Regions from separate parts of the Mus musculus genome. Here region 1 is linked to region 2. The links are chromatin loops, found by intact Hi-C in ENCODE. Cell type or tissue: heart. All regions are shown on one strand. Links, peaks and the distances in the headings refer to the core of each region. The heading gives the core; the rest is flanking DNA. Region 1 holds the start of Ablim1 (actin-binding LIM protein 1). Region 2 holds the start of Gm50270 (a long non-coding RNA gene).

Region 1 (12,312 bases), core at 4,057-8,056, 120 kb before region 2:
ATAAGCATGCATACTGGGCTTAAGAGCCACCTCCTTAATATATGTAAATGAGTACAGGAGAAGTAGCTAGGATAATTGGGGTCAGAACCAGCAAGGTCTTAATAAATAAATATGCCCCTACGTGTCTTCCCAGGATGTGGTCACGTGTTAGGGAGAGACTACGACTTGTAACACCAAGCTTCAGAGCCGTGAGCTGTTTATAATGAGATTCCAAGTGTTTACCTGTATAGGAACTCTCTTTTAAATGCTTAAACAGCTTTGTGTTGCTGCAGGTTAACTAGTGATTACTAGTGCTCTGTGTCAAACACCATGCCACTGTATTTCCGCAAGAGCTGCCCTGTAAAGCCGTTTTCTTCCCTTCGTTCCTGCAACCCCCCAGGAAGACAGAGAACACTTTGCTCATGTGTTTGATTTATTGAAGTTTGGGGGAAAAACTCAGACAGAAAGAGAAATGCTTTTGAATGTAAATTATTTTCTTGGATTGAGATCTGAAAAACGCATTTGGTCTTTCTTGAATAAAATATAAGGGCTCTGAGAACCTTTGCTGGATATAAATTTCTGCACAGAAAAAAAAAATCAACTAACGGACAAAGTTAGTGCTGAGCCACAAAACCTATAATGGAAAGCTAATTGGATAAAACTCTGAAAGAAATGAAAGACTGTTGACTCATTCATTATGCTAATAAACACTACATCTTCTGAGTTTATGGCACAAAGCATTTCCTCCATGAGGCTGGAAATGGCCTGTGAACCCAAGAGACAGAAACTGAGCCTTCCCTGGGATTACTTTCTCATGCTGCAAACAGCAACGTTCCTAACACATTTTAAAGCGATATGGAGTGAGATTTGAATCCCAGACACCGAGAACGTGCTCTGCAGGTTTGCAGAAGAAATGTTTGCCTTGGAGGAGATAAGGAAAACCTTCAAGTGTTAGGTGAGTGTTTCCAGCCACAGAAGAGCCTCAAACGGTGGCTGGACTTGACGTCTTTCTCCAACAGCTGTTACTTATAGAAATGGAACTGAACGATGCCTGCTTTGTTTGTTTGTTTGTTTGTTTGTTTGTGGGGATTTAATATAAAAAAGTGTTAGGCACGGTTGCTCACATCCTTGTTAAACTCCTAATTTACATTGGGCAGCTGAGCTGTGGTCTGTTAAGTTCAGTTGCAGCATTAGTGAATACATTACCATCACGCTGTATTTCCATTGAGGATAATACAGGACCAAGTGGTGACCTTGATAACCCGGCAGCTACTTATCCAGTATCCACTGTCCCTGTGGTGCTGACTGATGTCTACCAAGTGATTGCAGAGGTTGCCTGTCCCCTTTAAGGACAAGTCGGGCCTGTCACATGGATAAGATGGACACATCCAGCCACCACACACTAGAATCACATCAGCACTTCAAAGAATAGACAGATATGGACGAGAACTGAGAATTCCCCAGAACATTCTAGTGATATATACATAAAAAATGACCTTATACACTCTCTGGGTCAGGACAGAGAGAGGGAAAGAGCCCCAGGAATCTGACCTTTCTCTCAAAAACTTCCTTTCTTCCTTTACAGGTCTCATGCTATGTCATGAGACGTCTCCTCCTTCACGCAGGATGCATGCAAACCCTTAGGACTGTGCCTAATGTTTGCTTTTCTGGATACTGTGAGTCAGAATTGTCTTGTATTTTATTGATGAGTTTCAACGACCATTGATAGCTATCAAACTGGATGATTAGAGACTTCTAAAGAGCAAGCAAAGGGCTACCAGAGGGCATTTGCAGAGCAAGTCAAGAAACCAGCTAAACGATGCCACAGAGGAAAACCCCAGCTTCCTTTGCATAGAATGTTACAGACAATTGACAAATGACATGCTGTAGTGCCATGAACTGCCTTAAACAGTAAGATATCACACATCAAAATAATGTGGCTACTGTGGAAAATAGTCTACAAGGTTCTCAAAAATTCTATTCAGATTATCATATGCCCCAGCAATTCCACTGCTAGAGAGATACTCAAGAGGACAGGAAGCATACGGCCATAAAATGTCTTACACACAGTGTTCATAGAAGTCCAATTTACAACGGCCTCAAAGTAGAGGCGATGCAGATGACTCTATAGAGTGTGGCATGTCTGTGCAGTAGAGTAGGACACATCCACGGAGACAGAATGGGTCATATAGAATGTGGGGTATCACTCATGCATGGAAAGAGAACGGAGTTGTGGCATGCTTCAACATCAATGAACTTTGAAAATACTCTCTAGCCCAATGGTTGTCAACCTGTGGGTCATGACACCTTTGGGGTCAGATGAAACTACCCTTTCACAGGGGTCACCTAAGATCACTGGAAAACACAGATATTTTTATATTATGATTCATAACAGAAACAAAATTACAGTTATGAAGTAGCAATAAAAAATGTTATGGCTGGGGTCAGCACACCATGAGGAAATGTGTTAAAAGGTCACGGCAATAGGAAGGTTGAGAACCACTGTTCTGGTTGGAAGCAGTCAGCCACAAAGGTCACATGCGTGATTCCAATCGCATGACTCTCCAGCCGCAAGATCAGTCTTTCAGGACACACAACTAAAACACATCAAGTGTGTTATCATATCACCCCCTCAAATCAGTGACTTAGATGAGAACATTTACTGGGACGACAGTAGCTTGCCTACATTCCCCAGCCTGAAAATAAAATAAAGAAGCACAAGACAATTATCAATAAATCAAAATTAAATAAAAACGAGGCATGGCGAAGCAGGTGATAGAACGAAGTGGGTTATGCCTGCCTTTTGTTTTTCTATTGTTATTCAAATTGTCGGGATAATTTTCTTTTGCTCACGTTTTGGGTTAATTTTATCTAATTTCCAGTTCATATGTCAAGTCCCGTTTTTCTTTCCCCGGCCTCTCTGGTATTCTTTCCTGTGGAAAATAACTACATTAATTACCTAGGCAACTACTTATCCTCTCATATCTCAAGGGTAGGGGGAAAAAGGAGCAAATATTTTTAAGGTCCCACTGAATATATAAATATTCTTATTTTTCCTTGTAGAGGGTCATGACCTATTTGCAATGGAGTGGTTTTAGCCACATTTTATATATTATAATAGTAAGGCTCAGAGGTATAAAGTGACTTTTCCAGGCCACACGACCAAAAGCTGGCTGACTTTGCAGCTAACCCACAGCTTCCCCTCTGGAGTCACTGGACCACTTCTCCAGGCCTCAGTGGTGAGGCAGTAAGGGAAACATCTCTCCCATTTCTTCGAGCATTCATCTGTCCACACTCTTGCACATCCTCCAGGATGCCAGAGAGTATCATGTGCTAAAAATACAAACACGGCTCCCCTCCCTTCCCCATAGACTCAGGAGAAACTGAAGAGAGAGGTTACGCACAGGTCACTCCAACAGAAATACACGTCGGACACTAGAGAAGCAGAGGGCAGCAGAAGGGGAAGGTGTGAACAGGTCTCTCCAGAGGGGAAAAAGCTTAATCTGAGTCCTGCTTGGTTGCAGGAAGACCAGGGAAGGTGACCTGGGCATCTGGGAGAGCAGGTACAGGAAGATGCCCACTGTGGCAGGTACCCTTCAGATCCATGGATGGGTCTGCTGCAGGTGTTCGGGGTTAATGCCGGGTGGGGCAGATGGGCTCAGCTTGAGAGTTGAGTTCCAGTAATGTGTTGAGATGGTTGAGATACAGTTTCAGCGACATGAGAGCAGAGCCTTGGGCGGGGGTTGGTAACTATAAATCGAAGGGGAAAGCGAACCATCCAAGATGTCCAGCAGGGATGAATTCTCTTATCTCCCTCACTCCATTTTCTTCTAAGACCAAAAACAAAACAAAACAAAACAAAACAAAACAAAACAAAACAAAACAAAAAACTGGCTATGGCTGGGCCTGCTGATGCTGACCTGTAATCACAGCTACTGGGGAGGCTGAGGCAAGAAGATTGCATGTTCAAAGCCAGCCCAAGTGATAGTGTGAATTCAAGGCCAGCCCAGGAAACTTAGTGAGAGCAGGGTTCATTTTGTCAAGGACAGGAAGATAGCTCAGTGGTAGAGAGCTTGTGTAAGTCCCTAATTTCAGTCCCACCTATTGCAGAATAAAGAGAAGGAAGGAAGGAAAGAAGGAAGGGAGGAAGGAAGAAAAGAAGGAAGGGAGGAAGGGAGGGAGGGAGGAAGGATGTACATATGTGCACACACATGCACACATACAATCATGCACATACACATACATGTGTACACACATGCACACACTTATGAACACATATACATGCACAGACAATATACATGGACATATACATACACACACACACACACACACACACACACACACACACACACACACACACACGAGGTTCTCTCAGAGGCCTTGGGAAGAAGGAAAAGATGACCAAGGCTAAGCTGTTCTCAGTCTCCAGTCTAGAATATTCTGCTTAGAGATTTGAACCCAACTGATGACAATGACTGAATCCTCTCCCAGTGTCCTTAGCACTTTGGATAACAGCACCATGCACTGCTTGTTTGCTTGTCAAGAAGGTAATTGGCCTAAATAAACTATTCCTTTATACCAGTGCCTGGAGTCCACAAGGACAGAAAAAAAGTCAGACGTAATACATACTCTAATTTCCTGTAGTAGCAGGAGAAGAAATAATTCTGAAAAATGCCTTGGTTTTATGAATTAGGGAAACAGATTTTGCTCATTTTTCTGGCATAAACAACTATTTCATGAGTTAATTACAAACCTCAGGTGTGCCCGTTGCCAGTAGACCTGGGGATAACCTGTTTGTGTGGTTATACTGCGAGGCCAGAGGCAGCATGGCACCATGACAAAGAGTGTGGACATAGATGTCAGGCTGAGCCAGGTCCAGACCTGGCTCTTGCACTCAGTGTTGGTGTGACTCTATTTTCCCATCTGTCAAATGGGTGTGAGAGGTATTCCTGCTGCAAGATCAAGCCAGTCCAAACCCCAGCATGGATGGGGAGTGGCTCTCCAGGCCTCACTCCTAGCTGGGGAACAGTTGGTGGCAGTTGGGGAGGGAGAGTCACTTTCTTTGGAGTCCTTACAACTCATAGGTTACCCTTGCCCCGGTGTTTGCCCCATAGCCATGAGCACACAGTGGGAACTAACTGGACACAGTGGGACATTGAAAAAGAGAATAATAATAAAAAAAAGAAGACAGATGCATTTCTGTTTAATGGGGGAAAAAAGAAAACAGAAAAAGAGAATATAAATGTGGAAGGGGGACCTGTGGAGGGCCTAGGAGGAGTTGGAGGCAGAGATGACGGGTAGGCATGATCACCATACATCATAGATTCACGTGGAGTTCCCAAAGAACAAATAAAAATATTTTAAAAGTAGAATTGGCTTTGTGAACTTATTGTAAATACTAAACATAGAAAACTAAAAACCGACAGTTACAGGAACATTGAGCATAACCTCACAGTAGGCTCACAGAGGATGACAGATGGTCCCTCGGCACAGGGCTCCGCAGTCTGAGACGAGCGAGAGCCACAAGCAGAAGCTCTGTTTACTGCGTATCTATTTTGTCCTCAGGTCCTTGCTTCTTACTTGCTCCTTTCCTGTTCTTAAATAAGGAAATGCGTCCCCCACCAGCTTCCGAGGGTTGTTTGGAGCACAAAGGAGAACTGGTTAGATACACGTGGGGACACCATGAAAAGCACGCAGCCCTGCGTAGCTCCAGCAGGGGCTGAACACCAGACAGCAACAGGAAACTGCCACATTGCGTCTTGAGCAGTTTCTGGCAGCTTCAGGAGGACTTTACCAAATGTCCCCACGTCCCCTGCCAGGAACTGCTCATGAGCACTCTGGGCTTCACTAGCATAGGAAGTCACGTGAGTGCTGGAGGGGGTGTCTCCTCAGAGCACCTGTCCCTAACAGGATGCTCCAAGCACACAGTGGCTTCCTGGGAACCCCATTTCCTGTGATTCACTCACAGTGCCAGGCCCAACAACACCAACACCAGGCTTCTGCTTCTGTTGCTTCACAGCCATAGAAGGCAGCACAAAAATAATTTTTGTTTTGCTTTTTTTTTTTTTTTGAGACCAGGTCTCATATGTAGCTCAGGCTAGCCTTGAACTCACTATGTGGCCAAAGTTGGCTTCAGACGCACAATCCCCCTGCCTCTCTACCTCTTAAGCACTGAGATAACAGTGCTCATTCCACTAGTCCAGGTTCAAAATAATTTCTAAAATAAACTATTAATGTTATTGTAGCCAAAATTTGCTGGATGTGTGTATATGTCCAAATGCCAAACACTTTGCCATGCTCATCCTGATTTAATCCTTGTAGACAACACTGTCCTTAGACCTGGGCAGGAAGGGCCCATGCCCTGATGCTTCTCAATGTATCTAAGTCTCCCACTGGACCAGTTGGAGCCAATAGTGCCTCTGGGTGGATCCCAGCCTCTTCTTCGTACTCTCTCTGACCCTGGTAAGACCTCTCTTGTGCTCTGCATGGCTGACCAGACCCTGAGGAATGGAGTCCAGGAATTCTGTCCATGGAGTTTCAGAACAGAAGGACCTGGGATGGCTTTATTCCAGAAGGGAAGCTTGGTAAGTGGCCACACCCCAGGCTAGTGTGCCTTATCTTTCTCACAAGCTATTGCCATATCTTTTGAGGCGACTCAACTTGTTTGTATAGACAGGGACCCCACAAAGGTATTTTTCCAGGGCTCTATATATGAGGCTGCCACACCATATAACATTTGCCTACAAACCTTACTCTCAGGGAAACTCTGACTTAGATTAACTTCCCGAGGTGACACAGTTAAGGAGAAGAAGAGCTTGCACTCAAGTTCTGAGATGTCACAACTCAGAGGCACAGCATTCCACTATCTCACGATCTCTCACCAGTCTCTGCTAGGATGTGAACGCTGGAGAGAGGCTCGGGCTTGGGCTTGCCCTTTCTGTAACCCAGGGCTCCTTGAGACTGCATTATCACCTGACATCCCCTACCTGACAGATTTTATCTTCAAGAGTACCAGCTGGATATCCCAAAAGCATCCACTTAGACATCTTTCAGCGGAAGCCGACAAAGCATTGACTACAGAGTATGAACTCCAGCAGAAATCTGGGTTCTGTTTTCAGCTTTGTTGTAGAATAAGGCTTTTGAGTGCTCAAAAAAAAAATAGAGTTTGGCAAATACCAAACGAGGAACCAATATATGAAGGCAGTGCCTACTGCAAGAGGCAGGGCCAGCGGGCAGCTTGCAAATGAATTGGGATTGGGAGCAATGGCTTCTCCCATCTCTCTTCCTTGCTCTCTTTAAAAGCGATGACCCCAGAGGAGTGAGGTAAAGAACACTGGAGAGACCATGGCCATCAGCTCCAGTGAGAATCTGTTACCTTGTCCTACTTTAATGCTGCTCTTCTTGATAGTCAGAGCACAGAGCAGCCACAATGAGATAGCACTTCATTCTCGATAAAACAGCTAGCTCTTAAATGCTCGGGGAGATGCTCAGTTGGTAAAGTACACAAGCGTGAGGATCGAAGTTCAATCTTCAATGGTCAACATAAAAACACACCGGTGTGGTGGCATGTGCTTGGAATCCCAGTGTTGGGGAGAGGGAAAAAGGCAGACCCCTGGGGCTTGCTGCAGCCAGCAGAGCCTAGTCTGTGAGCCCCAGGTCTCAGTGAGAGACCTTGTCTCAAAAAACAAACTGGACATCTTCGAAGGACAAACACCATGAACTGACCTCTGGCCCTCCATATACACACAAACATGCACACATGCCTTTACACACACGCACACACACACACACACACACATCAGATAATGATGTAGCATAGTTAGAATCATCTTATGTTGCAGATGAGGCTATGTAACAGAGCAGCCACTTTGTAGAGTTGGAAGTTCATCAGCAGATTTAACTGAGAGTTACCATGTGACCCTGGACTTCCACCCGTACACCCAAGAAGACAGAAAAACTCACCATCTCTATAAACTTGTACAAGAATGTTTATAGTACTATCACTCACACTAGCTAAAAAGGTTTAAACAACCTGAATGTCCATCAATAATGAGGGACAAACAAACTGGGGGCAGCACAGTGGAATAACTGCTATTATTGTAGCCATAATAATGAAGGAAGAAACAGTGGCTGCTACAACTTGGATGAACACTGTGCCAAGTGAAAGAAGCCAGACGTAGAAGATTATCACGCATTAGAGGCACCCAGGTCCAGGATGGGAAATCTATAGAGACAGAAAATGGATCGCTGATCCCTGAAGGCTAGGGGTAGGGGTGGAAAAGTTGGGTTGGAGAGGTAATAACTAGAGGATCAAGTTATTTTATTTTATTAGATTATGTAAACATTAAAAATTCACTGAGGTGATGGCTTGTGTGTCAGGAAGCGCACTAAAACATATTGAATCACCTACTTTAGGCAAATTACGCAGTATACTTAACAGCTCAATGAGGCTGTTAAAATTAATTGCAATAATACAAAAGACCTTGGTTCAAATGAATTCCCTCACCTCACCCAAACTGCCTCCAATCCTGCCCTTCTCTCCAGCTGCCCATGAATTAGGAAGTCTATGCTCACAGGAGTCAGCTCCACGAACAGCCTTCTGCCTCCTGTCCTTATCTAAGTGCTGATTTAGACAGGCAATGAACAGCTGGGAAGGCACCAGGCCACTAAAGGTACCATTACAACGCCAAAGTCCGAGACCTTGTCCAAATCAGTAAGTGAGGCTGGGTGATGACAGTTCACTTGATGGAGTACTTGCCATCCAACCACCAGGACCCAGGTTCAGTTCCCAGAGCCCAGTTAGAAATCTAGGTGTTGGGGTGTGTGTGTGCCAGAGATGAGGAGGCAGAAAGAGTTCCTTCACTGGCCACTCAGCCTAACCTACTCTTTGAGGGCAATGAAGAGATGATGTCTAAAAAACCAAGGTGGATTCTCTGACCAGTGCCCTGAAGCTACCCTGACCTCCACATGCTTGTGAACACACATATTGTGTATACACACACACACACACACACACACACACACACATACCACATCAGTGACTCCCTCCCCATCCTAAGCTCTCTCCATGGCCTTCCCAAGCCATCGAATTAACAGTTACATTATAATGAGATTGGCCGAAGAGTGTTAATATGGCTCTCTCAATATGAAAACACATCTGTCCTTTCAAACACTCCACTAGACAAACCTTTCTCAGGTGGCAACACAATCTGACCTCGAGCTTTGCATAGGTCACCCTTTGCTGTTCTTTTCTGCTCTTGGTCATATTTAAGAACAACACTGGGGGAGGAGCTCTTTGGCATCGTATTTCTCATCATCACTAATTATTCCAGCCATGCCTCAAAAGACATGTATTTGTTATAAAGATCCTAAGACCAGAGAGTAAGATGCATGACTGTCTTTCTGCCGGGGCCTTCATGTCTCCTACTCCTGCCCCATTCATTATACATGAAGGACATGTATAATGCTTTGAAGTGCACGACACTGAGGAATGGGCGGGGGAGATACTTTAATACCTATGTCAATCACAAAACACAGCCTGTGTCAAAGGGGATTCGGGTACTTACCGGATGGATCATAGCTGCTAAACCTGAGCTCTGGTGGACCACAGCCAGCAGAATACAGATAGACCAGATGTATGACTGTGCCACGCCTGCGATGAGCAGGGTCAGGAGTCTCGGGGACACTCAGGTCCTCAATAAGCAGTCTCCTGTGGGAGTTCCTGAGGCTGGCTCTCTCTGGTGAGGGAACTTTGCCTATCTCAGAGCTGCACAATTTCCCCAGACACTTTAACCCAAGCAAGGATGGCATCTTGGCATAGCAGACATGACATCAAGATCTGACCCAGAAGCCCGGGAAGCAGGGCTCCCCAGTAGCAGTTCCCCTAGCATCTCTTCCCTCACCGCCCAGCAAAGAAGATTAAGAAGGACATATTTAAAAGATTACCCTCAGGAGCTTAGCCATATTTGCAGCCAGATGATTATGTATAAAAACAGCCATCACCAGGAACTCCTGACTGCAGTCTGAGACAGGAGTTCCTATCGGAAAGCAAAATTAATACCGCCACCTAGAGCGATAACCTAAAAGAATTATCTGGCAACTATTTCTAGAATCTCTATTATTATCTGGCGAGAGTGCTATGAACAGGTCTAACTGGGCTCAGAGACTGCATTCGATCTACAAATGCGGTCCAGGGAAAGACTCAGGCATTAACTGCAAGAGTGCCAGCATTTGGAATCTCAAGAGGCCGCATGAGTCTCAACAGAAGCTCCCGGCTTTAATTAATGGCAGACTCGACTCCAGGAGGCCATGGTAAGCAATTGCTTCCTCTGCATGTTCTAGAGAATCCTCTCCCCGAACGTCATGAACTCTGCTGCATTTCAGTAGCCAAAGTGTTTTAACAGTCTCAGCCATGTCCTGGGTGTCCTACTAACTCAGGAGGGAGAGAGCATTGTGTGGGCAGTAGCTTCGTGCTTTCACAAAGTCAACCCCAGGAGGTCCTTCCTCGGAGACTTAGGGCTCTGACACACGAAAGGAGCCCTGCTTATGATTGTTGTGAAGTCTACAACTGTAGGGTTAAGTACACCATGTGACATTCTACAGCCACACAACAGTGACAGGTCAGAGTGACTACATCTATGCTCCTTCTCCTATTGTTGGGCTACTGGACTCTTATAGAATTTTCTTTTCATTGGGAGCCTGGCCTGGTGACCCACACCTTTAGTTCCAGCACCAGGAACTAGTGGCAGAGGCAGGTAGATCTCTGTAAGTTCAAAGCCAGCCTGGTCTACAAAGTGAATTCCAGGACAGTCAGGGCTGTTACACAGAGAAAACTTGTCTCAACAAAACAAAACAAAACAAAACAAAACAAAAGAAAACAAAACAAAACAAAACAAAACAAAGAACATCGTACCCTTTAAGTAAAATGGAACTGCAAGCCTAGAAGGGTCTGAGAAGATAAAATCCAGCAGTTTCAAGAATACAAACTGTGAGGCAACTGCTTAGACCCCCACATGAGAGACTTGTGAGTGGAGCCCAGAAATTTCCATTCCTAAAAGTCATCCAAACCAGGACCGGCAAGGGATGGCCCAACCAGCTCTATCCTTTAAGACTAGGAAGGGAAGTATTGAAGAGGCTGATAGCCTTCCTAGATACAATGTAGCAATCCTGGGGGTGTGGCTAAGTCCTAAACTGTAGCCCTTCAGCTTTCTACACTAGGAGGCCTTCCTCAAAGGCCAGGGGGATGGAGTGAGCAGCGAAGCCCTTACTGCCTCCTGATCCTCACTGCAGGACTTGGCAGCAGCATTCAAGAACCAGAGACACCAAATTTGCTGGAGTTTTTCTGTCCACGGTGGGATCAGAAGAGCAAGATGGTTGCAAGGGCTTCCCAGTCTAGCCTGGGGCCAGCGACAGTGGAGTCAAATTTCAAAAGTCCCATGAAGTTTCAGGGTTAAACCCGATAGCAACCTCTCCCGTACCTACACACTCCACCCACAGACACTCAGACACATAGGCACATACCCTTTGCCACATCTTATTCTAAGGATAGCTCACAAGGCTGTTGAAACAACCTTTGTGTGCTTTCTTTCTTACTCGAATACCATGAAGAGTCTTGGGATTTGTAACGTAAGATATCCCATCAGCATTTCCAATGTTCAGAACACAGCTATGAGCATATACTGTGGTTCTGTTTGGTTTGTCTAGGGCAGTGGTTTTACCTGTGGGTCATGAACCCCCAAAGAAGACAATCTGACAACACGGATATTTACATTATGATTCATAACAGTAGCAAAATTACAGTTATAAAGTACCCATGAAAATAATTTTGTGGCTGGGGGTCACCACAACACGAGGGACTGTATTAAAGGGTCACAGCGTTAGGAAGATGGAAAACCAGATGTTCTAGTGTCTGTCTGGTAAACACTGCAGTGTGGGGTACGATACTTTTCACCATTAGTTCTTTCTGTGGTGTGTGTGCATACATTTGTGTATATGTATGCATGTGTGTGTCTGTGTTTCTACATTTGTGTGTATGTGTGCATGTTCGTGTACCTGTACCTGTGCCTGTGTGTGTGTTCCTCCAGCTCTGTTCTTTGTACACTGAAACCTGACCTGCTACTTGTCTGCATGGGTGTGTTTGTTGTGTGTGTGTGTGTGTGTGTGTGTGTGTGTGTGTGTGTGTGTGTATACAGAGAAACATGCCACTACTCCTTCAACACAAGCTCTGGTACATACTAACAACAGAGAAGGAGACTTGGACAGCTTTAAGATATCTCAAATTCATATCCATGAGGCTGCAGTTGGCACAGCAGTTGTGTTCCTCTGCTGCTCTTC
Region 2 (12,312 bases), core at 4,119-8,118:
TAACAATACATTAAAGGATCTGGTGGGGAAAGCTGACAATGGGTGTAGTCAGAGGGAATTTCAGCAAAGAGATGGAAATTATGAAAAGTTCAATGGCGTGCCCCACCCCTAAAGTATATTTTTTTTCCATACTGCAGAACAGAGCAGCGCAACAGAGGGAAGCGAGACTGGGCAGCGATGGGTATGGAGCAGGGCTGCGGCAGGGGGAGGGCACAAAGGAGCATGTCATTGCCCAGTAGAGAAGGTTCTCCTCGGACCCTGGAGGCTCAAGCAACTATAGGATCCACCTCACCCGGTTCCCGCCTGCTAGGACAAGTACTGCTGCCGCTCAGCCCGCAGAATGGAGCCGCAGCTCTTCTAGGTGCCCCCCCCACGCCCACTTCTGTTCCACACACACGCTGCCCGATCCCACGATCACCCTGACTCTGAGCAACAAGATATCCGAGATGAAGAACGATTCATTTTCTGAGTTGTCCCCTTGAAAGACTTCCATGATCAGTGCTGCTGTGGAGGCCATGTTGATGTTCGTAGTCCTTGGTGCCTCTGAATCCACATCGGTGTCTCATCCACGCTGCCAGCCAGAGACCACGTGGCTGTCCATCATTCCCGGTGCCGCAAGCTGCTGTGGGCAGGAAGATTCTCTTACAATAGTACCGGTGAGTGTAGACCCGTAACTGAGAATGAGAGATCTTGAAGCCTTTTGTGCCAACCTCCCCTCCCCCAAAAGAAACAGTCTAGACATTAAATTATGGATTCGAGTCCTTAAAACTATGATAAAGATGCTGAAGCATAGCGCTTCACCGTCAAAGGCTTCTGATGAACTCCGGGGAAAACTTAGTTATCTCTAAGGGGCTGGCCACTGGGAATTTGACCACGTTCCAATGAGTACATGAGCAACACAAATCAGATTCAGTGGGTGCTCCTTCTCCTCCTCCCCCCTCTCCCTCCCCCCTCCTCCTCCTCCTTCTTTTCCTTTTGGCTGGGGCACAAGAGTGGACCTGGAAAGAATGGGAAACGAGTATAACCAGGGTACATTGTATGAAATTCCCAAATCATTAATAAAAATTATGCTGGGGAAGACAGCAGTAAATGTGAGAATGGCAGTGTGCGATGTGAGAGAATGGGTGGGGGTGAAGCTCAGTGGGTGGAGCTCACCTGGCAAACACAAGCCCTGGTTCAGTCCTTCACCCTGCATGACCAAGAGGTGGGCACTGCTGCTCACTTTTGACTCCTGGCAAGAAGGTGGCCATCCGCAATCCAGAATGGAGTCCTCCCAGCTTGGTCTGTGCTGGCACTTTGGTTATTGACTTCCAGCCTCCAAGTCTCTGGTCCTGGTTGCCAGTTCCGGGCTTTCTGTCTGGGAGATTGAGACAAGTCAGGGTACAGGAGAATGAGTGTAGGTGGTCAGGGCAGGGGTGAAAACAGGTTCTGCCCCTCCTGGGAGTCAGGCAGGAGAATACGGCTGAGTTTGGGTCTGCTGTGTCACCATAAGCTTCTGGAGGGTGTTCTGTCCGAGGCTGCGCTACCCTCGAAGCCTGCCGGGGTTGCGCTACCTAATCCAAGCCTGCCAAGGCTGCGCTACCCTCGAAGCCTGCAGAGGCTGCGCTACCATCCAAGCCTGCCAAGGCTGCGCTACCCTCGAAGCCTGCCGGGGTTGCGCTACCATCCAAGCCTGCCTTTGGGAGCACCGGCTTCTCTACTGGGAGCAATTCTGATCCAGGGTTGGGGACAAGTCACTGAGACCTGAACTTCATGGTTCAGCCTGCTAGAAGACTGAGGTGCCACGGAGCGATACTTTGAGATAGGTGTTTAGTTTTTTAAAAGAAGGGGTTCAATCTTATTTTGAGGGGATTTTACCAGTTCTTCCATCTGGTGTCCTCTTGCCCCATGGACCAGAATTTCACAGTCCCTTTGGGATGCACCATCATGTACCTAAAGCTGGGGACCGACCTTTAACCCACCTTTGAGGGATGCTTAAGATCTACGTCTGTTAGCTATCCTTCTTCACAACCTCCCTCCTTTACAAACACCCATGTGTGATGGTAGGACACACACAATACAACATGACTTCTTTTATTCCATACTGACCCTACAGAGCGCATTTTCATTTACCAGTTTATCCTGAAGATTTTTCTGAGTCTCAGAGGCTGCCTCGGTCGGTGGTGCAGTCAATAGTATTTATTTCAGGCTGCCTCAGTTTTCATTTGCTAGTCATTGAAGTTTTTCAAAGTCTACTGTTAATGGAATTCCTGCAATGATTACTCTTGAATGGACGGGTTTGTGGCTCACACCTGTAATCCCAACTAGCCCCGTAGAGAGATAGGAAGGGGAATGGCAGGAGGGAGGGAGAAAGGGAAAGAGGGAGGGAGGGAAGGATGGAGGGAGGGAGGGAAGGAGAGAGAGAGAGAGAGAGAGAGAGAGAGAGAGAGAGAGAGAGAGAGAGAGAGAGAGAATTTCTTTTCACAGTGGCTCATGTGCGCCCTCTAGTGAAGGTGGGTGTCTTATCCTTTCACAGTCACAGACGACAGAATTGCTTGAGCAATTCCTGGAAACCTACCCTAAGTGACAGACGGCACTCTGCACCACCCCCTCTTTAGGAAAGGGTACAAGTTGAAAAACAAACTCAGGCTGGCCCCTTGATAACACACCTCGGGATCCCTGGGGGAAATGAACAGCCAAGAAAGTCAAAGTTCCCTGAGAAAACCAGAGTGGGTCAGGGATTCTAGTCTCTCCCTTTTGTGAGCTGCGTAATGAAATGATGCCCGGGGCAGCCCCTTACCCATACAAGATAACACTGGAGGAGACAGGATGCAAGGTTAAAAGACTGTAGAGCAGGCAGTTCCAGAAAGTTCTGTCCTAATCCCGTAAGGAAGATCAGAACAGAGAGGGTACAGACTGAAGGAAGATTTAGCTGGAAGCACATAACTGTCTGGAGGTCCTTCTCGCTCTCCCTCTCTCTCTCTTCTCTCTCTCCCTCTCTCTGTCTCTTTCTCTCTCCCTCTCTCTGTCTCTTTCTCCCTCTCTCTGTCTCTCTCTCCCCCTCTCTCTTTCTCTCACTATCTCTCTGTCTCTGTCTGTCTGTCTGTCTCTCTCTCTCACACACACACACACACACACACACACACATGCGTGCACACGTGCGAAGTCAAAAACAGTTGGGAGGTAGAGTTGGGGCAGGGTTTGTTGATTTGATGAGAGTTAAGAAGGTCCGCTGACTCTCTGGGTTCTGGCTTCAACCAGAAGAGTGTATGGTTCTCGCGTCCAGTGGGATGGAAAAGAGGAAAGAGAAAACATTGTGCAGTCAAGTCTGAGACTCTGCTCTGGCCATGCGTTTGTGTTGTCTGTCTGTCCGTCCGTGAGACACAAATTCATATTCATGGTTTGATATTAAAGGTCTGCAGCTGAGTGATGAAGGAGTCTGAATAGAGGGAGGGGTCACAAGAGAGGGTAATGGGGGAGGGGTCACAAGAGAGGGTAATGGGGGAGGGGTCACAAGAGAGGGCAATGGGGAAGGGGTCACAAGAGAGGGTAATGGGGGAGGGGTCACAAGAGAGGGTAATGGGGGAGGGGTCACAAGAGAGGGTATGGAGAAAGAAACACCTATCTGAATGTGGTACTCCTGATAATGTTTTCATTTAAATACGTGGGAATTAGTAAGACTGTTCTTGAAGCTAGCTAATGTTTGAAAGGGAGGAGAGAGACCCAGAACTGAGTCCAGGAGAATGCTAATAAAAAACAAAGTCTGAGACAAGAGAAACTGGGATGGGAGAGAAGCTGTGAAGACAAGATGGCAGCCACCATCTCTCCAAGTGCAGGCAAACAGTTAACAAGTGGCTCTTAGGAAGAGAGACTCCTGTTTGAAGCATCAGCTGATTTCCGTGGCATAAACACCCTCCCCTCACCTGATTCCAGGCTACTGAGCCTATTGAACCTGGACTTGGAAAGAGGTGTGCACAATTAGCTGTCAGTCCTCATCGGTACAGGGTTCAGGACAATGCAGTTGCAGAGAGGAGCAGGAGATGCAGACAGGGAGATTGAATCTGGCATCCTGCACATTGCTGGAGACAGCAGCAAGGGTCAGTTCTGAATTATGGAACAGCCAAATTGTCCAATAAATACTTGAAGATGTTCAGCCAGGCGTGGCAGTGCACACCTTTAACCTCAGCACTCAGGAGGCAGAATAGGGCAGATCTCTGGGTTCAAGGCCAGCCTGGTTTACAGAATGAGTTTCAGGACAACACAGAGAAACCCTGTCTTGGAAAGGAGGAGAAAGAGAAGTGGAGGAGAAATGTTCATTTTTAACTGTCAAGAAAATGCAACTTAAAACTGTATTGAGATTTCATCTCACCTCAGTCAGCAGAAAAGCAAATGCCAACAAACTGTGGCAAGGATGTGGGGAGGGAGTGGGAGTGGCCTTTATTTATGCTGAAGGGAATATAGACTGACTGGTACAGCATGGTTTCTCAAAGGTGTGGGGGTTTCTCAGCAAACTAAAAGTAGCCTAGTTGGCAGAGCAGGGAGATACTTGTGTGTGGGTGTTGATTGCTGAATTATTCACAACAGCTAAGGAAGGAACCAGCCTAGATGCCTATCAACAGATGGTGGGCAAAAATAAATAAATAAATAAATAAATAAATAAATAAGTGGCATTTATACACAGTAGAGTGTTTATTCAGCTGTGATGACAGATGAAGTGTGTGATTTTTTTTTCCAGAAAAATGGATGGAACTGAAGACCATCATGTTAAGAGAAATAAGCCAGACTTGGAAAAGCAGACGTCTCAACTTTCCACATAAGAAGAATCGTGTGTGTGCTTGGAGGTGCTGACTATAGAAGAGAGGCCAAAGTGAATGGAGGAAAAGGTGGGAAGAGAGGATTATGGGGAAAGACAAAATGTTGCAATGTTTTCTTATTGTTGAGTCTACATCAGTATCTATAGCTATGACATAGAAGAGGAAGGGTAACTGTTCTGGGGGAGAGCTGGCCAGTGAGGGAAGGCAGGAAGGGACAGAAGAGAAGGGTAGGTAAACACAAACAAATTACAATTATGTGCGTGCGTGCGTGCGCACACGCTACGTAAAACAATAATATGAAAAGAATAGAACCTGGAGGAGGAAGAAGAGTCAAAACTGAGAAAACCACAAATACCTACAGCTCAGTGAGATTATGAGTCCCATTTCGATGAGCATCATGGGAGTGGAAGGTCAAGGTCTGGCATGGGACTTGCCTCTCTGTGAGGTTCCTGCACCATAGAGATATAAAGCTCAAAAGATATCGCAACGTAGAATCACAGGTGGGTTTTCCACTTGCAGTCTTCTGTCGACCCCTATTTTTAAGTTAAAAGCCTATTACTTTAAAATCACAAATAACTGAATTGCTTTGTGTACCTTCGGAATAACTGTAAAGTATGGCAAAGTATAACGGAACCATTATCTAGCAGAATGTGGCGGCTCACGCCGGTAATTCCAACGCTCAAGACACAAAGGAAGGGGAAATGACTCAACTTTGAGAGCTGGCTGTTCGACACAGCGAGTTTCAAATCAGTAGGGCTAAGTAGAGAGACCCTGCCTCATAGAATACCGAAACAAAGAAAACCTTATTTTCGGGAATCAACACAGGTTTCACGCTGCCAAATAGCGCCACCTAGTGTAACATCTGCACCTCAAATAAATATTTTGACTTGTGTTGCATTTTACAGCTTATGAATCAGCACACATTAAAATAACTGTGAACCTAAACACCTAAAGGTGCTACCTTGTAAACTCATATTCATAGATTCTAATTCTTCATTGGTTCACAGCACTGGATATGGGCTGGGACTGAGCCCGGTGTTTGGAACAGTAAGGCACACTCTGTTAGGACTACTCATGATAAGGAATCAGATGATGGTGACGTTAGTTTTTGATAAAAATCTGAAAGCTATCCTACTGAGACTCAAAGTTAACTATACTTTAAAAAGTAAGTAAGAAAAATTATATTTATTCTTCTTTGGAATCCAGTGATGGGTGGATGAGTTGCTTAGATTTCATCTGTTAGGGGTGTTTCGGTCTTTAGCTTTGTACAAAGATAGGGTTCTGTGATAATAATAAGCATGATAATTTTAATGCTGGGTGTACCCGTGCATCACACTGATCCCAGCACTTGGGAGACAGAGGCAGGACTTTTCCGTGGGTTCAAATTCCAGGTCAGCAATATATAGTGATACCCTGCCTCGAAGAAAGGAAGGAAGAATGGAGGGAAGGAGGGAGGGAGAGAGGGAGGGACGGAGGAAGAGAGGGTGGGAGAGAGAGAGGAAAGGAGGGGTAGGAAATAGGGAGGAAGGAAGGAGAGACGGAAGGAGGAAGGGAGGGAGGAAGGAGAAAAGGATAAAAGACTCTTTAATGGGAGGTAGGTGTGGATGCAATATACAATCAGGATCCTGTTTCTGCCATTCTGTACTATTTATGTGTAAACATGATAAGATTAGGCATGTATTTTGAACTCTAGCATGAAGTCATTTATAATAACAGTTTTGAGTGCCTGTAAAATCTCACACTGGCCGGGCATAGTGTCGCACACCTTTAATCCCAGCACTCGGGAGGCAGAGGCAGGCGGATTTCTGAGTTCGAGGCCAGCCTGGTCTACAAAGTGAGTTCCAGGACAGCCAGGGCTACACAGAGAAACCCTGCCTCAAAACCAAAAAAAAACAAAAAAACAAAAACAAACAAACAAAAAAAAAAAACAAAACCCCCCACACTGATAGGAACAACTTTTCTCTCCTTTTGTATGTCAGGGGAAAGTGCAAGCTATGAGCCTCCCAGATTTGGGGGAAATGCAGTGGTCAGCACATCGGGATACCGTGATGAGCCTCGCCTGAGAACACCAACTTCATGACCACGGCCGCTCCCTCGCCGGGTGACCATCTATCTGCACACGGATTTCTCCTCTACGTTAAGTAGGATCACAGGTGTTTGGTTTTAGGGGGTTCTTTAAATTTATTTTTGTTTTACGTGTCCGGGCATTTGCCTGCACGATCTATACCACTTACCTGATACCTCTGGAGGCCAGAAGAGGGTGTCAGATCCCTTGAAACTAGAGTCACAGGCAGCAGTGAGCAATCAGGTGGATATTGGGAATCAAACCCAGGTCCTCTGGACGAGCAGCCAGTGCTCTTAACCACTGAGCCATCTCTGTCACCCCTGGAGTCATGTTGTTGTTCAGTCACATTTATTTATTTATTTATTTATTTATTTACTTACTTATTTATTTATCGTGTGCACATGTGCATGTGTCTGTGTGTGGGGATGTCACAGGGCATGTGTGGAGGTCAGACGACAGACAACCTGCATCTGTAAGAATCTTTTTTCTCCTTCCACTATGTGGGTCCCAGGCAGGTTTGACAGCAGATGTCTTAACCCACTAAACGTAAGATCTTCATCTCACCAGGTCCCATAGTTAGTCGTTCATTGTTGCTATTTGAAGATAGAGAGGAAAGCATGGGATTTACAGACACTTCGACAAAATATCTGAGTTATTTCTAGCAATGCCCCAGTGGACTAGCAGAGTACAAGATAAATCCCCCAAAAGCATATAAAAACAATAGCCACATCACATAATCTGTTCAAAAATACAAAGAAAAGAGACCCCATTCACAGCATCGTGGAAGAAGTGCATGCTACCCCTAGAAATACAGAGAAATATAGAAAGTTCTATGACTGGTGAGAGTTGGACCCCATGTGGATTTAAATCTGTTTAATGATAGATGGAAAAATGAGAACTATATTGAGTTTGGCGTACTTTCAAAATGTGTGTGTGTCTTTTTTAAAAAAACTCTATGTATGTGTTTTTAGAGTGTTTTAGTAGATGCATGGCTTGTATAGCACAACATTAAGTTTGGGTTTGCTGCCTTTTGAGCTTGCCTCGTTTTGAGCTTGCCTCGGATTGAGCTTGCCAGGCATTGAGCTCAGTGCACACTTGAGTTTGCTGCGCAGCGCCTATGAACTTATCCAATCAGATTGCCACCTGCCAGGAAACACAGAGGCAGCCATGAGATATATTTTCAAACTGCCACATGTCCTGTGACAAAATATCATAATGAAGCCTGTTGCTTTTTACAATTAATGTATACTATTTAAAAAACAAACCAAACCAAAAAAAGCCAAACAACCAAACAAAAACCCCACCTGGTCAAACGTAGAAGTCATGCCGGGAGGGGGAGAGGGCACAGGAGGTCAGGGGTGGGCGAGAGGGGAGTGGAGAATCAACAGCACCACCAACAACAAAAGTGTTTGAAAAATGCCATAATTGCCGGGCAGTGGTGGCACACACCTTTAGTCCCAGCACTTGGGAGGCAGAGTCAGGTGGATTTCTGAGTTTGAGGCCAGCCTGGTCTACAGAGTGAGTTCCAGGAAAACCAGGACTACACAGAGAAACCTTATCTCGAAAAACCAAAAAAGAAAGAAAGAAAAGAAATGAAAAATGCCATAATGAAACCCAATACCGTATATGCCAATTACAGATTTTATTTGGAAAAGAAAGCTGTCATGTTTCAGGGCATGTATTAAGGAAACCTAGGTGCCAATGAGAAGGCTCAGTGGATGACTGTGGGGCAGTGTGTGTGGAGGAAAGATGGAGTGGGAGAAAACCCTCCCTCTACCAGAGTTCCAGTGCTCTGGGCAGGCAGACTGTTGCATGCCTTTCCACGTGGCTCCGGGTGGGTGTCTGGCTGTGTGAAGCCACTAGACCCCAGCTCGGCAGGTGGTGGACGAGGGGCAGTCCTAGATACCAGGTTCTCAGTTTTGGGCATCCCAGACACCGCTGGATACTGCGGAAGAGCTGAGAACAGAATGAGAATAGCTCTGTTAGCCCCCGGGGCCAAAAGGAGGAGAGGGCAGGGGGAGAGGGGGGACACTGAATGGTTCTCATGCAGGAGAGAGACCTTGGTCCATGGCTGGAGCACAGGAAGGCCTTCTGGCAGGAGGTTAGACACAGCTCCTTAGGGGAAAACCTATCCCATTGTCCAAGCAAGGGGGGGGGGGGCTTAATGAGCAGAGACAGTCTGGTTTTTAGAGCTTTATTGTAGAAAGGCAGTGGAAAGAGAGAAGGTAGAAAGAGAGAGGCTGGCTGTACTGGCTGGTTTTGTGTCAACTTGACACAGCTGGAGTTATCACAGAGAAAGGAGCTTCAGTTGAGGAAATGCCTCCATGAGCTCCAACCGTAAGGCATTTTCTCAATTAGTGATCAAGGGGGGAGGGCCCCTTGTGGGTGGGACCATCTCTGGGCTGGTAGTCTTGGTTCTATAAGAGAGCAGGCTGAGCAAGCCAGGGGAAGCAAGCCAGTAAAGAACATCCCTCCATGGCCTCTGCATCAGCTCCTGCTTCCTGACCTGCTTGAGTTCCAGTCCTGACTTCCTTTGGTGATGAACAGCAATATGGAAGTGTAAGCCGAATAAACCCTTTCCTCCTCAACTTGCTTCTTGGTCATGATGTTTGTGCAGGAATAGAAACCCTGACTAAGACACTGGCCATGGCCATGTGGAGAGAGGGGTGAAGAGAGAGAGAGAAGGAGGTCTAGAGAAGAGAGTAAGAAAGGTGAAAGCTTAAAGAGAGGGAGGAGGGGTCAGGCAGTCCCTTTTATAGTGGGCTAGGCTATTAGGTAACTGTGGGGAGGAGCATACCTGGCTATTGTCAGGTAACTGTGGGGGTGGAGTCTAGCCAGAATGCCAGGAGCTTGGGACACATTGTCTACGTGACTGATAGTTACACATCATTCCTGCAGAGGCTGTGGGGGTGACAGGAGCCAGGGGTCCAGGAGACATGATCGATCACCACCCATTGGATCCCCCAGGGTTCAAGACCTATGCTTGACTGGAGACCAGGCTGTCTGTGCACAGCCCAATGCCCCACAGATGACGTGCCTACTACCTAGTCTGACAAGTTATCCTCAGATTCCCACATGCACGCAAGGCATGGGTCCCCTGCTGCCCCCCAAAATAAATAAATAATTTTTAAATAGTTTTTTTTTTCAGAAGAAAAATGTAGCTGCTTGCATTCTCATGTTAATTATGCCCCCCCCAACCTGTTTACAGGAATGTCTACACTATGCATAAGACACTGAGGGACCCCGCCTCCAGTTGGTTCTGATTGGTAAACAAAGATGCCAACAGCCAATGGCTGGGCAGGGCAGACAGAGGCAGAACATTTAGGATTCCAGGGCTAGGAACTGAGAAAGGAGAAGGAGAAGGAGAAGAAAGAAAGGAGAACTGCCATGCCTGAGGAGAGTGGAGGACAGGGAGGCATGGCCGACATGTGAATGAACGGGGAGAGAAAGCCCAGCTGGGCAGCCCTCTGGGTCCAGAGCAGCCAAGATAGAATGTAAGACTATGGCGGGAGGGGGACGGGGGTAGGGGGTGGGTTAACCGCATGGAGGTTAGGAAGTGGCCCAGCCACTGAGTTGATTAAGGCATATCAAAATATAAAGGCTGTACTTGTGTCTTCCATTTGGAAACCTAGAACATTGGGGCCGGTAGCGAGGAATGTGCGGCTACCGGGATTTATTTAATTATTTTATAACTACAGAAAAATGAGAAGAATCTGAATTCCCAGTGCTCAAGATGCAGACGTCAGGAGTTCAAGGACAGCCTTGGTTATACTAAAAGACCCTTAAAAATGGAGGGGAAAAAAAAGTTGTTACCATACAAAATACAACTCATGTAAGTTTTAATCTGTGTCAACAGTCGGTCTATGTTACTGTGTGTGGTGGTACACACGGGAAGTCACACATGCTCAGAGGACATAGTCAGGAAGAATCTAGGCCAGGTGACAGAATAGAACGCTATCTCAACGCAGAACAGAAAATCATTTGTTAGCATAGCTTCCTACATTACACAGAATGCACCTATGTTGTGTCTGGCCAGCAGATCACAGCCTGGGTCCTAGCCTGGAAAGGCATTTTGGAAACCTGGAAGAGAAGAAGGGCTGGGCTGCGCGAGATAAGGAAGGAACCAAGACAAGCTTTCTGTTCAAGGTTCAATTTTAATGTCAGCAAGCACGCTTTATAAAGAAAAGGGGAGGCCCGTCCCTAGCCAAGCAAGTTCCTTAGAAGTAGATAGGTCAGCCTTCTAGTGGGAACTCGCAAAGATGGCAGTTCGGTGTTAACTCCGGAAGATTCTTGGAAGAGAACCGGAGGCCTCCGGCAGTTTGGGCCTCAGGCTGGTAGTGGCACATCAAAAGAGCAGCACAGCAGGTGGCTCCGCTCAAGCAGAGGCGGATGGTCACAGCCAGCCTTGCTAGGCTGGAAGGAGGTAACACACCTATTCTAATAAAACATTTCTATACTCTTTATCTTTACCAGGTAAAACATAGCCGAATATTTAAAAATAGTTACTCGCTGTTGTATGAAATTCATATTCCCGGACATTCTGTAGTCTTGTTTGCTACCTCTGCCAAGACTTTACAATGTAGACTATAACACTGACTGCGTGCTGCTCTTTAAGCCTTTTCGGTGTTCCTTCTGTGTGAAGGTCCAAGCATCTTACCACAGCTGTGGGACCACTCTTGCCTCTCCTCCCATCTTGCTCCTCCCTGACAAACTGCAAGCTTCCCATTCTCGTCAGAACCTCTCTTTTGCTGGGTAGTTTACTAGCCTGGAGTATATAGACGTTCCTAGCTTATCTAGCTTTTGATATCATTTATGATCATTTTATTATGTAGTTACAGCTTCTCATAAGGGTTTTTAAAGTCAAATTTATAGTAAGTGATTATAAGTAATAGCGCAGTACTTCAAGGAGTCAAAACAAATGAGAACAAGCAATCTGCATAAAAGCAGCACACTGGGCTGGGCGGGCCAGAGAGTTAAGCTTGTTTACAATTGTAGAGAACCCCTTTCCAGCACTCACGCTGGGAGGCTCCGACTGCCTGTGCCTCCAGCTCCAGGCTACCTGACACCTTCCTGGCCTCCTCAGGCACCTGCATGCCCATGTGCATGCTCACACAAATAATAAATTAAACATGTTTTTTAAAAAGTGTTACATTAGAAAGCATGTTAGTCAGCCTTTCTTCGCCTTGACGTAAGGAGCTTTAAAAGGAAGGTTTACTTCGGCTGACGGTTTCCAATACTTCAGAACATGGAAGGCTGGTTCTATGTTTAGTGCTCATGTGTGTATGTGTGTACATGTGTTTATACTTGTGTGTATAAATATGTGTTTATGGTGTGCATACACAGGTATACAGGAGTGTACATCTATATATCTGTATATATATTTGCATATGAGTTCATGTGTATGCATACATGTGCATGTATACATGTGTGTGCATGGGTTTGTGTGCCTGTGTT

What was found. Hi-C counts contacts between places; a loop is a spot of excess contacts. Peaks named below come from ENCODE experiments on the same cell type or tissue, not always from the same donor. Only the 100,000 strongest peaks of a DNase experiment are listed, where the experiment ranks them.
Region 1: it touches region 2 in a loop (2.0-fold over the local background); 1 of 42 quality-filtered maps calls a loop at or near these places.

Annotation. Positions count from the first base shown.
Region 1 is chr19:57,206,169-57,218,480 of GRCm38, forward strand. Ablim1 (actin-binding LIM protein 1) reads right to left here and starts at 9,864. Exons shown (of 26, transcript NM_178688.4): 1 at 9,546-9,864. The coding sequence starts at 9,789. In heart, for the core only: a CTCF peak has its summit at 5,690; DNase peaks (open chromatin) are centred at 5,773 and 6,458; H3K27ac peaks cover 913 bases.
Region 2 is chr19:57,323,441-57,335,752 of GRCm38, forward strand. B230217O12Rik (RIKEN cDNA B230217O12 gene) reads right to left here. Exons shown (of 3, transcript NR_040316.1): 2 at 1,156-1,357; 3 at 1-622. Gm50270 (a long non-coding RNA gene) reads left to right here and starts at 162. Exons shown (of 3, transcript XR_003952853.1): 1 at 162-656; 2 at 4,715-4,862; 3 at 6,773-7,784. In heart, for the core only: CTCF peaks have their summits at 5,642 (motif pointing left) and 7,047 (motif pointing right); no DNase peak of the experiment used is centred there.